Linked DNA regions of Homo sapiens: region 2 is linked to region 1. Evidence: chromatin loops called from intact Hi-C (ENCODE). Cell type or tissue: PC-3. All regions are shown on one strand. Links, peaks and the distances in the headings refer to the core of each region. The heading gives the core; the rest is flanking DNA. Region 1 overlaps ECT2L (epithelial cell transforming 2 like). Region 2 has its middle 25 kb from the start of HECA.

What was found. Peaks named below come from ENCODE experiments on the same cell type or tissue, not always from the same donor. Only the 100,000 strongest peaks of a DNase experiment are listed, where the experiment ranks them.
Region 2: a loop joins it to region 1, with 5 times the contacts of the local background. A loop is called at or near these places in 32 of 110 quality-filtered maps.

Annotation. Positions count from the first base shown.
Region 1 is chr6:138,813,753-138,822,635 of GRCh38, forward strand. ECT2L (epithelial cell transforming 2 like) reads left to right here. Exons shown (of 22, transcript NM_001077706.3): 4 at 739-851. Among named protein-coding and RNA genes, the nearest start is that of ECT2L, 22 kb to the left of the region's middle. In PC-3, for the core only: a CTCF peak has its summit at 2,475 (motif pointing right); DNase peaks (open chromatin) are centred at 2,499 and 4,249; H3K4me3 peaks cover 565 bases; H3K27ac peaks cover 2,545 bases.
Region 2 is chr6:139,105,367-139,114,249 of GRCh38, forward strand. No RefSeq gene overlaps it. Among named protein-coding and RNA genes, the nearest start is that of HECA, 25 kb to the right of the region's middle. RefSeq lists a silencer at 4,206-4,500. In PC-3, for the core only: a CTCF peak has its summit at 4,380 (motif pointing left); no DNase peak of the experiment used is centred there.

The DNA.
Region 1 (8,883 bases), core at 108-5,107:
TTTTAAGGTAATTCAGGAAGTCGTCATTTAATGGCCTATGGTGGCTCTGGCAATAGAGAAGGCAAACTGGGTGCTCTTGTGAGTTCAGCCTCATTCACCAGAGAAGGAGACTAGACCAGGCTGGGACTAAAGCCTGACCTATGATAATAACAGTGAGTTTGTTATCTCTATCTGAGCAAAGCTGGACCGAAACGCAGGTTTGGGGGACTCTGGTCCTTAATGTATGTCTTCCCTAGAGACATGTCTCTGTTGGCTATTTAGCGATACTTACTTTCATCTTGGTGGGTGCTATAAAGATCCAGGGTTGTGAGTTAGTGAAGTTATACCTACCTCAAATGGTTCTGTTTTCACAATTAAATGAGTGTAGCCCGTATATGTTTTCAAAATGAAATGTGTGGACTCTGTTTCCCTAGGCCACATTAGCCTAGGTAGAAACAAGATCCAGGAATCATTACCTCTTTGTTTTCCAGAGGCCCTTCTTGGGCCCCTCTATAATTACATCACTGCCAGTCTTTCCCATCAACCCACCCAACAAGCCTGGGCCTGTCAGTATCCCTGGGTAAAAAGTTTAACCTGAAAGGAGAGACCTTTCTCTCTATATGTGAAAGCGCTCTGTGAACTGTAATGCACTCTGCAAATATTAGCTGTGAGGTTGCTGGTAGATTGTCTAAAGATTGCTTAGCAATTAAAAACAATGAACTGTACAGCAAATGTCACTTCCTCCCCTCCCCCTTATAGCTCTTTCAGGAAAGAGTGGCTCTTATAAGTCATTGGTTTGACCTCTGGACTAACAAGCAACGTCAAGAATTCTTATTCGCAATTTTTTTAAGATGCACTAAATCACAATTAAGGTAAATGTAGCCTAATGATGTAATTAACATTGATTCTTAAAGAAAACCGTATATAAATGTTTATATAACCTTTAAGAGATTTTTTGTTCCTAGGGAGAAAAAAAAACAAGGTAATTGATATTTTAAGGTTTATAAACAGACTTTTCCAGTGCCTGCTTTTGCCTTGAGGCTGAAGTGAAGCCGTGGGGAGGATTTAATGCTTTCATACTATGGTGGGACTGTTTCATGTTGGCAAAAACACAATGGCTTCAGTCAGTGAATTTTTAACATTCTCTTAGCATATTAAATTTTCCTTGGAACCATCAGACAGACAATATATTGCAAATGGATGTCTGGGACATAGGTAGGCATAATCATTAAATGAATGGATGGATCTACAAAATATATGACAAGTGACAGTGGTTGAAACATTTAGGAATATGGGCAAGACTTATACAGCCCTAGTCAAGGATTACGAAGAGGGTTCTCTTTCTCTTTCTTCCCCTTCCCTCATGTTATGTCTGTAATTTACTTTAAAACACTCAGCACAGATGGTGTGACATCTGTGAGTTGAAGTTATGCCCAGGGTCAGCTCCTGTTCTGGTCAGGAATGAATACCCTAGGGGTCATTAGCCAGCTCTAGATTGGAAGGTCACAATACCTGAGTTATTAGATACTTTACTAATTAGCATAGCAAATATCAGACATTATTCTCAAAACAACCCGTGGCTTGTTAACCAGCCAGATGAATGTTAGAAACGGATTCTCTTTCGTGAAATTCAAGATATGTGTGGACTGACCGAAATATTCTAGAGAGCCCTCCAGCTTGCCTGGGTGTGGTTGAAGAATCCAGCCAGGCTGGTAGCAGGTACGTGGCAGGATGGTTTTCCAGCCCTCAATGCCAGATAAAAAGCCTTATGTTAGTCTGGAGGATTTCTGGTAGCCCGAGGCCAACAATGAGGGTAAAAATAATAGAATACTATTTCTGAAACATTGTCCTTTTGAATGAATCTTTTGCCCAGAGGAGAAAGAGCTGGGACTTCATCAGTCCTACAGAGGAGACTGTGTGAAGTTGTTTGGGCTTATTTACTAATGTTTGTTTAGAAAAACTCTAGGTATGGCATCATTTGATGTTAGGTACTTTCACTAGAACTTGGTGGTGAGGTTGCAGGAGAGGGTAACCTTCGGATGTCTTAGATACCCAGCAAAAATATCTGAGAGTGGTGCATGATCAAATTGGCATATTTTAGGTGGAGTACTTGCTTCCTGTTCTTTCTTACATGTTTTCCTGCCAGTCTCTTTTGATCAGCCATTTTTTCTCTCCTCCTCACCTGTCAGCTACTCCTGCATCTGTGGGTGCAAAGCAGATTGTTAACGGACTCTCCCCATGGAGTCACTGGAAGGAGACAGGCATCTTCCTGGCTCTGTTGAAAGAGGCTGCAAAGACAGGGCACAGATAAACAGGCCCTTCAGTCAATGTTGAAAAATCAGGGGGAAGACATTTTATGATAGTCATTGGCTATGTTTCTTTTTACTCCAACTTTGCAGCTTTCAAGATAAGAAAATAACAGACCAGACCTCACATTTATAACCACTTTGTGCATCATGTTCTAGGCTCACGTATCATAAACCAGGCAATTTTAGTTGTGACCACTGGAGGTCATTAGAGATCTTATGGTATATTTTGAAGCAGCTTAACTCAGGCCTGACTTTTTGTCACTGGAAATTGCATCCTTTGTCCGGTAACTGAATTCTTTTTTCTGTGAGACAAGAATATAAAACTAACCTGTTCAGTGAAAGTACTTTTTTTTTTTGTTTGTTTGTTTGTTTTTGGATAGCAGCAGCATTTCTTCAGAGAGCAGACTGTATTTCATAGTTTCATGAATGTTAGTATAAATTTCCTTTAAACATTTTTTTTTTGAGATGGAGTCTTGCTCTGTCGCCCAGGCTGGAGTGCAGTGGCGCGATCTCAGCTCACTGCAAGCTCTGCCCCCGGGGTTCATGCCATTCTCCTGCCTCAGCCTCCTGAGTAGCTGGGACTACAGGCGCCCACCACCACGCCCAGCTACTTTTTTTGTATTTTTAGTAGAGATGGGGTTTCACCGTGTTAGCCAGGATGGTCTCGATCTCCTGATCTCATGATCTGCCTGCCTCGGCCTCCCAAAGTGCTGGGATTACAGGCATGAGCCGCCGCGCCCGGCCTAAACATCTTTATTGAGATATAATTCACATACAATAAAAATCACCCATTTACGGGTACAATTCAGTGGTTCCGGTACATTCACAGAGTTGTGTGATCATCATCACATGTTAAGTTTAGACCATTTCATCATCCCACAAAGAACCCCCCTACCCATTAACAGTAACTTCTCATCTCCATCCCTCTAGATCTGGGCAAACACAAATCTGCTTTCTGTCTCTATAAATTTGCCTATTCTGGACTTTTCGTATAAATGGAATTAGACAGTATGTGGTCTTTTGTGACTGGCTTCTTTCACATATTATAACGTTCTCAAGGTTCATCCATTTTGTTACACATGTCAGTACTTCTTTCCTTTATTGCCAAATATTATCCCATTGTATGGATGTGCCATATTTTATTTATCCACTCCTCAGTTGATTATTGTAAATAATTATTATAAATAGTGCTGCTATGAACATCTGTGTCCAAGTTTTGCATAGAGATGTTTTATTTCTCTTAGCTATACATATAGGAGTGGAATTGCTGGGTCCAATGGTAGTGCAATCAATTTTTAATTATTAAGCATTTCTTTTGGATCATTTATTCCTGTAGTCTTGCTTACCCAATAACTGTAAATAAATTAATAAATGAAAGAAATTAGTATTATTTGAATACTTGAAATGTTTATATGTAAGCTAGGCTATATTTGTGCAATACCTTTCTTTCAAGGTAGAGAGGCCATTGTTTTAGATGGTTTTATAATTTCCAAATAATTTTGTTTTAATTCAGTCAGTTATAAACAGGGTATTGCAATATTGGTGGAAACTGTCAACACAATTTTCTTTTAAAAAATTATTCATAATCTCTATGAGATATATTCAAATATCTTAGAGTTTTCTTTCCTGGCCTAATAAGTATTCCCTAGTAAGTTTTAAGATGATTTCCTAAGTGGAATTTTATGATATTTAAGACATTTTTTAAAGGTTTAGCTTCTTAAACCATCCCTCTGGCAAACTAAAATGTCCCTTCTCCTGGGAAGACTTCTCTGCTGGTCTTTCATGCCTAGCAACTTTATACCTCAATTGTGGCTTTTCTTGGTATGTTATGGCCCCGTGTCGTCCACATGACTAATGGTTTCCAGTGATGTCTTTCCCCTACCACTTGACTAGGTTGACCTTTCCTGTGACTCCTTAAAGGAAACTGGGCTGCTTGTGTCTGTTACACTCAGAGAAACCCGTGAGGAGTTTGAATCAGTCCCCTTGCCACACTGGTGGAACCGGTTTTGAATTGCCTCTGCTTAGTGCCTGGTAATTCCTCAAACAAAGGCCTTTGGTTCCAGAGCCAGAGCTGCTCAAACTTGCAGCTTTCCTGGATGGGTGGGGCAGCATTCATGCAACTGCATTCCCTAGAGGGGGAATGCATTGACCCAGGTGTGTATGTGCGTGTGCGTGTGAGATCATAAACAGCCCATGAAGGATTCACTCTCGTCACTTGTCTCCATCAGAGCAGACTTGAAATGGGGTTGGAGGGCAGAAAAATATCCACCAAGGTGTATTAAGAGAGAACAGCCCCCTCTCCCACTTCATTACCCCCTCTTCCATTCTTCCCACGCAGCCTGTGAGGGCTCACTTGAGGACGTCTGTCTCAGCTGTGATCTGTGAGGCAATCTGGTGTGCAGTTTTTCAGAGACAACATACTCCTAGGTTAATTTTAAATATAGAGCAGCCATGTCACTCTCAGTTACTGAATGTCCATTTAAAAGGAGAGTATTTCTGTGTGGAGATGGTAAAGAGGTTAAAGAAGAAAACATCGAATGAAACTTGCTGAAGACAGTAAGGCGGACGTTACTGAGAACCTTGGAGATAGCTACAGGGACTGCTGCATGGGGTCACGGGAGAGAGATTGGGCTCAACTTCAAATGCAGCATGGGCGGATAGCCAAGGAGCAGGATGGGGCTCAATGGATGGAAAATTACTCGAGGAAACATCAGGGGTAAGCGGGGATCTGAATACACTGACCCAACAGGACTCTCGCTGATGACAGGCCAGGGTGCTCAGACAACACCTGGGGGAGGGTGGAGGATGAGGAACCTGACAAGATATCCGGGGGTGGGGGGTTCTTCCTAAACTGACTTAACAGGGCTCTTTACTAAAGCAGAATTTTATAAGGAAGTGCACAGGTGGGCCAAGGGGAAGTTTCAGAAGCTTGACTAAAGTTTGGTCAAGCAGAGAATCTTTGTCAGAGAGGAGAGGGGAGTATTCAAAGTGAAAGTGTACACTTGTATCTAAAACGACTGTTTTCTAAATATCCAAGGCAAGTCTGGAAATTTGAGTCATCTTCACTTCCTTCCCCTTTGCCCAGTATTCTGCACATGTTCCTGCCCTTCTACCTGCATGGGCTGGTTAAGGATAACTGTATGAAATATTAGCATTTGCAATTGGGATGGTTTTTAGAGGTGGATGATGCTTAAAAAAAAAAAAAAAAAAAGGAAATCATTGCGTTTTAAAAGGAAGGGAGAAAGCAGAAAGCCAAAGCTCTTTTTTTTTGTGTGGATGGAGGGAAGGTTATTGGCCTATATTAGGCAACATCCACTGGCTTGAAGTTCTCACTCCCATTTTGTGAGTGTGTGGAGCTGCTCTCCCCTCCTTTCTCATGTTGAGCTTCTCTGTCTACCGCTTGACACCACCTGACACTATGTGACATGCAGGACTTGTTTATTTGCTGTCTGCCTACCCCATTAGAATGATGGCTCCATGATAGCAAAGACTTTGGTGACTCTTTTCATCTCTAGCACTTAGAGCCATACCAGGCACATAGCAGCCACTCAATAAATGCTTGTTGAATGAATTCAGATATCTAAAGCACTCCTAATTCCAAAAATGACAAAAAGATAATCAGAAAAAAATTTTCATTTGGTAGCTCTCTAGGAGGAAGGAGTTTTTCAAAATATTCCAAGTTTTAATTAAAAAAAAATTAGCCGGGCGTGGTGGCGGGCACCTCTAATCCCAGCTATTCGGGAGGCTGAGGCAGGAGAATCGCTTGAACCTGGGAGGTGGAGGTTGCAGTGAACTGAGATCGCACCATTGCACTCCAGCCTGGGCTACAGAGCAAGACTTCATGTACCAAAAAAAAAACAAAAAACAAAAAACCAAGTGTTAGAATATAGGAGATTACTAATACTTTGCATAATTCAAGTTTTCATTACTTAATTCAAGGTGGCTGGAGAAATCTTTCCCCTTGTCTTTCTTCAATTCCTGCTTACCGGGTTAGACACTGTTGATTACTGGCCCAGCCAAGCCATTCCACATTCCTCTCCTTCTTCCTGACAGAAACCCTGATTTCCACCCCCTACAAGGCATTCTATGCTTCAGGAGTGGCTGGTAAGTAACCCCCACCCTACCAAGGGTGGGTCAGGGTTGGACTAAATTCATCATGATCACTGCCTCCCCTGGATGGTGTCTGCTTTAGGAAAGGGCGTGTAGATATTAATTCTGCCCAGGGAGACATAAGGGTGGAGAGTCTTCTTCTTGCTGAAAGAAACTTAAACAAGATTTGAGGATGAACGTCTTTTCTTCCATCCTGCTAGCTGTGGTGACTGTTGTGTGAAGACCAATGCTCACTGCAGTTAGTCATTTGAGAACTATTTTGGGACAAGCCCGAGGACCAAAGTAAATGGTTGAGGATGGCAAAGTGAAAATATAAAAAATCCTTGGCCCTTGATAACATCATTGATTCCTTGAATTTGCTAAATCTGAAGCTGCCGTTAATTGTTTACAGTGAAAGGAAGAAAAATAGGTTGAAAATGGTCCATAACAGTCCATTTATCTAGTAGTCACTTCTCTGGTCATCTCAACTCTCCAAATTTTATCTGAGAAACAGGAAGGAAAAAACAAAAAGCAATTAGCAGTGAAACAGATTCCTTTTACACACAGGAGAAAGGCCTTCAGACTCTCATGCATAGTCTAAGTATTTAATTAATTTGGGTCTTCAATAAAGTGATTCAGAAATGAGTTATACATACTTCTAAGACCATGATACACACATTCAGTGCTTTGAATTTGATGTCGGCATTAGCATTAGGATCTGCTATGCTGCTTCCTTCTACCAAAGGAAAGTTCACAGTTGTTAAGGGATGGTCCCTCAGAATCACTTGGAGTTTGTGAAACAGATAATGAGCCTCACCCCTAGAGATTTTGGCTCAACGCAATGGAATGGGGTGGAGGAAGCTGTTTTTACAAAGTTCCCCAGGTGATCTGGTGTACAGCCAAGGGTCAGACACAGGCGTGGGTGACCTGAAAGCCCCAAGGCTTCTTCCATTTCTTGATTCTACTCCTCCTTGAAGGCAGGAACACAGACCACATGAGCTGTCTCGTCCCTTCTAGTCTCAGTGCAATGAAACAAAATTTGTCCCAGTTCTGTGGGTGCCTTTTTCATTTTGCACTTGTGATGCTACCTACTGGCTTTAGAATGTGTTTCACTCCAGGCAGCCCGAACTTGATGTGAATAATGAAGGAAATAGTTTGTTCTCACATCATTGAAAACTCCAGATATGGGTCTTCCTGCAGCTGAAGCTTCTTGCAGTGCTTCCGTAGTGAAACCAATGGCTTCTTTCTTCCTGCGCCTCTGTTCTGCCTCTGTAGCCATGGCTTTCTCCTTCCATTCCCTCAGATGTGTCCAGAAGAAAAAAAAAAACATTTGTTTGGGCTTTACTCTGATTAGACTCGTTTAGGCCCATGCCCACTTCTGGCCACTTGCTGTGGCCAGGGGATTGGCCTGTACCTTGATCATGTGCTTTTCAGAGCTGTGGTGTCAGCTTTAGAATTGTGTGCACCGCCAGATAGAAATTAGGGTTATTTCACCTACATAAGGGTAAGTAAATGAAGCATGACAAAAGCTAGTTTCTTCATTTAGCATTGAACAAATATTGACTGAGTGCCTACCATGGACCAAGCACAGTTCTGAGTGCATGGGACTCAACAGTGAGCAGAGCGGAAAAGGGCCTGCCCACTGCAGTTTATATTCTAGTAGAATAAAACTAAAATAGAAAAAGGGTGAACCCTGGAAGCAGCCAGACATCAAAGCTTCTAGCCCCTTGATGGGGAGGCCGAAGAGGCTCCACTGCTGGGTTTGAAGACGGAGGAAGAGGACATGAGCCAAGGAAGGCAGGCAGCTGCCAGGAGCAGGAAAAGACACAGGGACTGACTGTAGCCCAGAGAAAATGACTTCAGACTTCTGACCTCCAGAACCGTAAGAAGATCAGTCTGTGCTGCTTTAAGCCACTACATTTGTGGTAGCTTTGTTTACAAATTTGTTAGAGCAGCAACAAGAAACTAATACAAGCAGTGATTTGCTTTTTCTATTTTTCAACGTTTATTCTTTTTTCATTTATTATTTTAGTTTATACACATTTATTTAGCCCCAGCCATGCTGCAAGCACTCTGCCAGTTGCCAGGGACAGAGCAGTGAACAAAACAGTAATAGAGACAGACATTACATGGGGAAGGAGGCCGGGCGCAGTGGCTCACGCGCCTGTAAGCTTAGCATTTTGGGAGGCTGAGGTCGGCGGATCACTTGAGCTTAGGAGTTCAAGACCAGCCTGGGCAACATGGTGAAACCCTGTGTCTACTAAAAAATACAAAAATTAGCTGGGTGCTGTGGCGTGTGCCTGTGGTCCCAGCTACTTAGGAGGCTGACGCAGGGGAATTGCTTGAGCCTGGGAGGTGGAGGTTGCAGTGAACCGAGATTATACCATTACAGTCCAGCCTGGGCAACAGAGCCAGAGACCCTGTCATAAATAAATAAATAAACAAACAAACAAATAAAAATGGTGGAGTCTGAAAAAGGACTGGGTCAGCAAGAATAAAAACACAA
Region 2 (8,883 bases), core at 2,474-7,473, 290 kb after region 1:
CATTAGGATGGGCCCTGATACAATATGACTTGTGTCCTTATTAAAAAGGGAAATTTGGCCAAGTGTGGTGGCTCATGCCTGTAATCCCAGCAGTATGGGAGATAGAGGCAGGCAGATTCCTTGAGGCCGGGTGTTCGAGACCGGGCTGGGTAAAATGACAAAACCCCATCTCTATCAAAAATTAACCTAACCCAGCATGGTGGCATGTGCCTGTAGTCCCAGCTACCCCCGAGGCTGAGATGGGAGGATCACCTGAACCCAGGAGGTTGAGGCTGCAATGAGCCATGCTTGTGCCATGGCACTCCAACCTGGGCAACAAAGTGAGATTCTGTCTCAAAAAAAAAAAAAAGGTAGGATTGTGATGGGAAATTTGCTCACAGTTACAGTCACACAGGGAGAATACCATATGAAGAGGGAGGATTGGACAGTTACAGTCACACAGGGAGAACACCATATGAAGAAGGAGGATTGGAGTGACGTATCTTCAAGCCAAGGGGTATCTCAGCTGCCAGGAACTGGATGAAAGGCATGGAGCCGATTTTCCCTCAGAAGGAACCAACTTTCCCAACACGTTGATTTTGAAATTCTAGCCTCCAGAATTCTGAGACAATACATTTTTGTTGGTTTAGCTACCTGGTTTTTGGTACTTTGTTATGGTGGCCCTATGAAACTATTACAGTATTCATAACCTTAGTTCCAAAGCAAGACGACATTCCCCTATCCATGACAAGCTAGAACTGGGGTCAAGATAGTATAAAGATGAGGCCTTCCTGGTTTCCACTTCTCTGTTAAGTTGGATGGTTTTCTAGATGCCTATGCCTAAGGATGGACATAATTGTCCAGCCTGCTGTTGTATTGTTTGATGGGCATAATCAGGTGGTGTCTTTGGTAGGGCATTGCATAGGATTTCACTACCTCTCCCCCATATCATACCTTGGTGGAGGTTTCCTCTGAGGCTGAAAGAAGGTTTGGCTGGTGCCCAAGCCTTCCCTCCCTACTGCAGTATAAACCAGAGAAGCTAAAGCAGTGACTCTCAACTGTACAGCGTGAAGGAGTGATATCCTTTCACAGGGAATGTCAGCATCTCCAGAAATGGGTGGGCTGCAATATATATTTCTTAAAAGCATTTTCAATATTTTAATAAATTTAGTCATGTTTCTCCATTTTGTAGCTTTTTATTTTTAAATGTAGAAGCAGGTCCGGCGTGGTAGCTCACACCTGTAATCCCAGCACTTTGGGAAGCTGTGCAGGTGGATCACCTGAGGTCAGGAGTTCGAGACCAGCCTGGCCAACATGGCGAAACCCTGTGTCTACTAAAAATACAAAAATTAGCTGGGCGTGGTGGCGTGTACCTGTAATCCCAGCTACAAAGGAGGCTGAGGCAGTAGAATCGCTTGAACCTGAGAGGCAGGGGTTGCAATGAGCCGAGATCATGCCACTGCACTCCAGTCTGGGTGATGAGCGAGACTCTGTCTAAAAAAAAAAAAAAAAAAAAAAAAGGTAGAAACAAGAAGTTTCTTTTCCATTTGTTTTGAAATTTCAAATAGGATGGTTGGGGTATGTATTAGTTTGCGCTGGCTGCATAACAAACTAGCATGAACGCGATACTACTTTGGATGGCTTAAAACAACAGAAGTGTATTGTCTTACAGTTCTGGAGGCTAGAAGTCCAAGATCAAGGTATTAGCAGCATTCGTTCTGCCTGAGGGAGAATCTGTTCCATGCCTCTTGCTGAGCTTCTTTGGTTTGCTGGCAGCCTTTGGCTTTCCTTGACTTGTCGATGCATCACCTTGCCTTCAACTTTACATGGCATTCTCCCTGTGTGTCCGATTTCCCCTTTTCATAAGGATGCAGTCATACTGAATTAGGGCCCATCCGAATGACGTCATCTTAGCTTGATCATCTGAAAGATTCTATTTCCAAATGAGGTCACATTCACAAATACTGGGGGCTAGAGCTTCAACATGTTTTCGGTAGGACACAATTCAACCAATAACAGAGTGTATGAGTTTCTTATGTGTATCAAAAGGGGTGCTGGTTTTAAAAAGTTAAGGACTTCAAAGCTAAATAGTGCAGCCACAGCTGATGGCTTGTCACATAGGTCCCCCTGAGATGTTCCCTAACTTGCTGACATGAATCACAGACTTCAAAGCTCTTGTTGTAGAATTCCTCTTCCCTATCCCCTACTTACCTCAAAAAGTTAGTGGGTCAGAGGGTCCATAGGCCTCTCTGAAGTGGCTTCCACACTGTCAGTACGTTTGGGCTTTCTGGCAAGCAACGAATGTGAAGAATAATCATCCATTTAGTTTTCTTAAAAAAATTAAGTTTGCAGCTACAGGAGAAAAAAATAATTAACTTTATTTTTATTTTTATTTATTTTATTTATTTATTTTTCTCAATGGCCTCATTTTAAAGCAAATTTTGGTTAAATAATTAAAATTACAAGATATTCACATGGCATCATAGAAATACGTAATACAACTGTTTTTATTATTATTATTATTATACTTTAAATTTTAGGGTACATGGGCACAACGTGCAGGTTTGTTACATTTGTATACATGTGCCATATTAGTGTGCTGCACCCATTAACTCGTCATTTATCATTAGGTATGTCTCCTAATGCTATCCCTCCCCCCTCCCCCCACTCCACAACAGTCCCCGGTGTGTGATGTTCACCTTCCTGTGTCCATGTGTTTTTAAAAACGCTGATGCTGGGTGCAGTGGCTCATGTCTGTAATCCCAGTCAGCACTCTGGGAAGCCCAGGTGGGAGGATCACTTGAATCCAGGAGTTCAAGACAAGCCTGGGCAACATAGCGAGATCCTGTCTCTATGAAAAAAAATGTTTTTTAATTAGCTGGGTGTGGTGGCACACACCTGTGGTCCCAGCCACTTGGGAGGCTGAGGCAGGAGAATCACTTGAACCTGGCAGGTCGAGGCTGCAGTGAGCCATGATTGCAACGCTGCATTCTAGCCTGGGAGACAGAGTGAAACTCTGTCTCAAAAAAAATAAATAAATAAATAAAATAAATTAAAACCTGTGAATTATGCTAGCAATATGCACCCCCACCAACACACAGAGACACATGGAGAAACAAGCCCACCACCCCGCCCCTGCTCCACCGACACCCCTGATGGCAGCGTGCATGCGTACATAATGCAACGCTGAGTCTGCCGCGGGAGAGTTTTCACCAAGGAGACAGGAAGGCTCCAGCTCAGTCTGGGCTCTGCAGAAGGTGTCCTTGGCTAGTCTCAGCTCCTGGCGCTGGGCAGCAGATAGGATCCAAGCTGAATAGAAAAGAGGTCTGTAAAACCTGGCTGTGACCACCTTACTCTTCAGCCTCATCTAGAGCCTTCTTCTCTCCATGTGCAGGGTTGGTTCCTTCTTACACATGTCTCACATGACCCACTGTTACCTTTATACCATTTATGTTTCAATTTTTAACTGTAATTTTTATTTAACTGTTAATTGCTAGTTTTCCTCACTAAACTCTATGAAAGCAGAGAATAGCCTGTCTTGCTTTTAGTCTCCTGAGAACTCACTCACTATCACATGAACAGCATGGAGATAACCGCCTCCTGAGCCCAGGAGTTCAAGACCAGCCTGGGCAACATAGCGAGACTCGGTCTCTATGAAAAAAACATCTTGTGCCACCATGTGAAGAGGGATGTGTTTGCTTCCCCTTCCACCATGATCATAAGCTTCCTGAGGCCTCCCTAGCCTTGCTGAACTGTGAGTCAATTAAACCTCTTTCCTTTATAAATTACCCAGTCTCGGGCAGTTCTTTATAGCAGCGTGAGAACGGATTAATACACAGGACAAACATGTGTCTGGCACATAGTGCAGCCGCAGGAAGTGTTTGTTGAATGAATGATTTTGTGAATGAATGAATTTATGATTGAGAGATGGTGGCACTAAAGACAAACTGTGACTGTTTCTGTGTTTTTCAAGGTCAGATATTACAGTATTTTCACAAATCATATTAATGAGTCCAGCATACCTTATGACATGTCCACGTAAAGACAATTAGGATCTTTTGTTCTGCCATGCCTTGCTACTTATGAATAGTGACTGCTGGTAAAAGCTTGTTGTGTTGATTGGATGCTGGGGCTACAGTTTGCTGATCTTTAAGTGTTGATGGCACAGTCCCCAAGGGAAGACAGGATGATATGGTTTGGCTGTGTCCCCACCCAAATTGGGAATTGCAGTTCCCATAATCCCTAGGTGTTGGGAGAGGGAACCGGTGGAAGGTAATTGAATCATGGGGGCAGTTACCTCCATGCAGTTCTTGTGACAGTGAGTGAGTTCTCAGGAGATCTGATGCTTTTATAAGAGGCTTTTCCCCCTTTGCTCAGCACCTCTCTCTTGTGCCACCATGTGGAGACGGACGTGTTTGCTTCCCCTTCCACCATGACTGTAAGTTTCCTGAGGCCTCCCCGGTCATGCTGAACTGTGAGTCAGTTAAACCTCTTTCTTTTATAAATTACCCAGTCTCAGGCAGTTCTTTATAGCAGCGTGAGAACAGATTAATACACAGGACAAACATGACAGGAAGGTCATATTTGATTTTCAGGTAAGTATTAAAATTTCACTCTAAATTCATTAGCTAGTGAATAGGTCCTTTATGTATTTAATAAACTATCCATATTTGACTTACCTCTCTATTGAACAAAAAAAGTAATATTTAAAACAGGATGGGAAATGTTTTATAATTTTTTTCAAGGAACTAGATGTAATTCTTAAGGTATGATTAGATTATAAAATTCAGTGGAAATGTTTTGTAAAAATGTGATCTTTCTGTCCTGTAGTCATGGGACCATCATCATAAGGACCCTTAAGAGCAGTGATGCACTATGTTTGTGGATATTGGGACATTTTAAAGATCCATTACCTTTCATTGAATGGGGTTAGAGAGATATTTGATCTGCTCAAGATAGGAAGTGTAAGTTGCTAATAGTATCTATTTCCATTCATTGTGCCGCTGCAAAGATGACATGCAATGGGAAGAGACAATGAACAGAGTAATTCCTGGGTTTTAGAATTTCTAAATCCGAGAGAGCAGATCCAGGATTAAATGGATACAGTGGTAAATACAAAAATTTAATCTGAGCCACTTGACGGTTTTCCACTAAGATTATTTCAGTTCAACTACAGTGAAATTTAATTACTACTTACTGAGTGCCTAAAGGAAACAAAGTTTGGATCATGGGTTTCTTGGTATTCTTTAACTGTTCTCAGCTTAAAGCTTTGTTCCAACTCTGAACATAATTCACTCTTACACATCTAAGTTTCTGACCTAATCTTGCCTCCTTTTTCCTTGTAATAAAATTATACTCTGTTCTCTTTCAAAACTCTGCTCAAGCTTCATCTCCTTTAATTAGCCTTCGCAGACAATGCAGATGAATGCCTGTTGTGGTATTTATTCCCACAATCTCTTTATCACGAGCAGAAACGTAGACTCTTAAGAGGGCCATCCTCTGTCCAGGTCCCATTCCCCAACACCTCCCACCACAGGCCCTCCCTATACACCCCAAATCAGTGGCTCTCAATTTTGGCTGCACAGTAAAATTCCCTGGGGAGCTTTAAAAAGGTTGCTTTTAAGAAGCCAAAGAAGAATTTTTAATTTGGTATCCCTGGTAGCTGTAAAACAAAAACAAACAAACAAAATGAAATAAAAGAACAAAATTGGGAATCATAATCTCTGAAGGCAAGCCTCCCACAATTTGCTTTTTAAAGTTTTTAGGTCACTTAAAGGTTTGTTCACAGGTGAGACTTGTCTTAAACAAAGCAGGACTCTCACTTACCTTAATATGTCTATACTTAAGTATATGTTTCTTTATTTGTCTTTTCTTTTTTGTTACATGTAATCTCACAAAATCACATGTTTTAAAGTTGTGTTTGGGTTCTCCAAATAAACAGAACAACAGGTGATACACACACACACATACACACACACATATACATAAAGATTTATTATGGGAGTTGGCTTATGCCCCACAATCTGCTGTCTACAGGCTAGAGAACCAGGCAAGCTAGTGCTGTGATTCAGTCAGAGTCTGAAAGCCTGAGAATCAGGTGGATGGTGTAAGTCCTGGTCTAAGCCTGGAAGCCCAAGAACCAGGAATGTGGATGTCCAAGGGTAAGAGAGAAATAGAAGTCCTAGCTCAAGCAGAAAGAACAAATTCACTTTTCCTCTACCTTTTTGTTCTATTTGAGCCCTCCATGGATTAGGTGATACCTGCCCACATTGGTGAGGATGATCTTCCTTGCTTGGTGTACAGATTCAAATGCTAATCTCTTCAGGAGGTACCCTCATAAACCCACCAGAAATAGTGTTTTACCATCTATCCGGGCACTCCTTAGCCCAGTAAAGTTGACATAAAACTAACCATCATAAGAGTTGAAACATGTCTTAGATGTCATTTCTTCCAATTTACCTGTGGAAATCTCCAGCAAAGGACATGTCTTACCCAGCCCATAGATTGAGAACCAAAACATCAAAATTTACTGGGCAAAAGATGTTTGGAATATTATTGTTATTATCATGAGGATTATTACTTTAGACAGGGTCTTGCTCTGTTGCCCAGGCTGGAGTGCAGTAAGATCACAGTTCACTGCAGCCTTGACCTTCCAGGCTCAAGAGATCTTCCCACCTCAGCCTCTCGGGTAGCTGGGACTACCGGTGTGTGCCACCATACCCGGCCAATTTTGTATTTTTTGTAGAGACAAAGTCTCACTATGTTACCCAGGCTGGTCTTGAACTCCTGCGTTCAAGCAATCTCCCACCTCGGCCTCCCAAAGTGATGGAATTACAGGCGTGAGCCATGGTGACTGGCATGAAGATAATTATTTAGAAAGCAAATTCAAGGGTCTCTTTTATTTGTAATAGCAGACCAAAGTGAGCCTGCAGGTCACTGGAATAGTCATGATAGAGTGAACATGCCTGGGCTCTGAAGTCATGAGACTCCCTCAACTTCAACTCCTGGGATTGTCAGGCATGTCTCAACTCTTCCTCTTTAAGCCAGTTTCCTTATTTTCAAAAATGCAGAGAGTAATGCCTCGAGGCTTGTTTTAAGGATTAAATTGGGTAAATATTTATGAAAGTGGGTGACATATAGTTAAATTTTTTAACAGCTGTAAAATGGTGAGAACCTTCTTTCACTGACTTTAAAAGGTAAAGAGAAAAATAACTATTTTGCATTTGAATAGGTGTTTATTATTCTGTCAGCTGTAATGATTTTTAAATATCTCAAAATTTCTCAGTATAACCCGGCTCGACCCGGCCGTTTGGATTCAAAAGTGTTTCTGGCATGCTTCCTAGAGCTTACATTCTATATTCTTTGAAGCATCTGAAAGAAATATAAGCTCCATTGTTGTCCAGAAGGAATTTAGCCTATTAGTCACCTATAAAAGTACGAATCTATAATGTTTACAATATAACCCTTTCAAAAATTTGTTTAGAGGAAGAAGAAAAACCCCAAAGCAGATAGAAGACATGGTGATTTATCCATCACCAATGAAGAAGGAGAGTTAGAAATGCGGTGAGAGACTGGGCACGGTGGCTCATGCCTATAATCTCAGCACTTTGGGAGGCCAAGGTGAGTGGATCACCTGAGGTCAGGAGTTCGAGACGAGCCTGACCAACATGGTGAAACTCCGTTTCTACTAAGAATATATAATTAGCCAGGTGTGGTGGTGCATACCTATAATCCCAGCTACTTGGGAGGCTGAGGCAGGAGAATTGCTTGAACCTGGGAGGCAGAGGTTGTGGTGAGCCGAGATCGTGCCACTGCAACTCCAGCCTGGGAAAAAAGAGTGAAACTCCATCTCAAAAAAAAAAAAAAACAAAGAAATGCAGTGACAGTAGAGGCCTCAAGGCCCCAGGGAGCTTAATGCTTGTGTGTGTGTGTGTGTGTGTGTGTGTGTGTGTGTGTGTGTTGTGCATGTTCCTGATGATCTTTCTGTTTGAGCCACGAAGAAATCAACCACTTTTCTGTTTTGCCCCCAGGATAAATACCAGAACAGCCTATCAGAGGTAGAAAAACAAGAGAAGATAAGATCTTAACTATCATAATGAGGACAGGCACTTGCTTTTAACCTCAGAAGCAGGGGAAGTGGTAGAGTTTGAGTGTTACTTGCAGAATCCAAAGCTCTACCAAGGCTGGAACAATGCAGATGTCTACTGAGACCTCTGATTATAAGTGACAATTTCAACATCAAGTTTTTTGGACTGGAAAGTAAATTCTATCCAATAATATATTTTGGGGAAAAATTATTCCCCAAAAAGTCTCCTACGTCTCCTACTCCCAAAACTTTTAACCTCCTTGAGCTTAGGCTGGGGAGATTCCAGAAATTAGATGAACATACAAAATTAAATGATGAGAAAGTATTGCATTGTACTTAAGTGTTACAGGTCTTTAAATCTTAATATATACGCTTAACTCTGAATATACCTTAAATATAAGTTATAATAATGACCTATGCTATTTACTTAGACCCAAAAAGAATTGTTGGATTTAAAAGTATGTACTTATTTCACCTCTCTTAATTCCCTACTCTTTGGACCTAGGATATCTTAAACCATCACCCTATCTAACCTAGGCAACCTAAGCCTGCCCCCAAAATTAGAATACAGCATCTTCCAAATAGCAAAGCCATGATCAATGGACAGAAATTATAGAAATGCAAGATTCATCTCAACCTAAAAAGGAAGTTTCTGGGAACCAAAAACGTCCAATAATATAGTAGGCTGCCTTACAGAGTGCTTAGCTCACTGTTGTAGGAGGAGCTCAAGCTATGTCTAAATGATCAGGTTAAGTCAGGAGTCAAGCTAAGACTAAATGTCCATCTGCTTGGGATATTGTGGAAGGAATTCCAGTGCT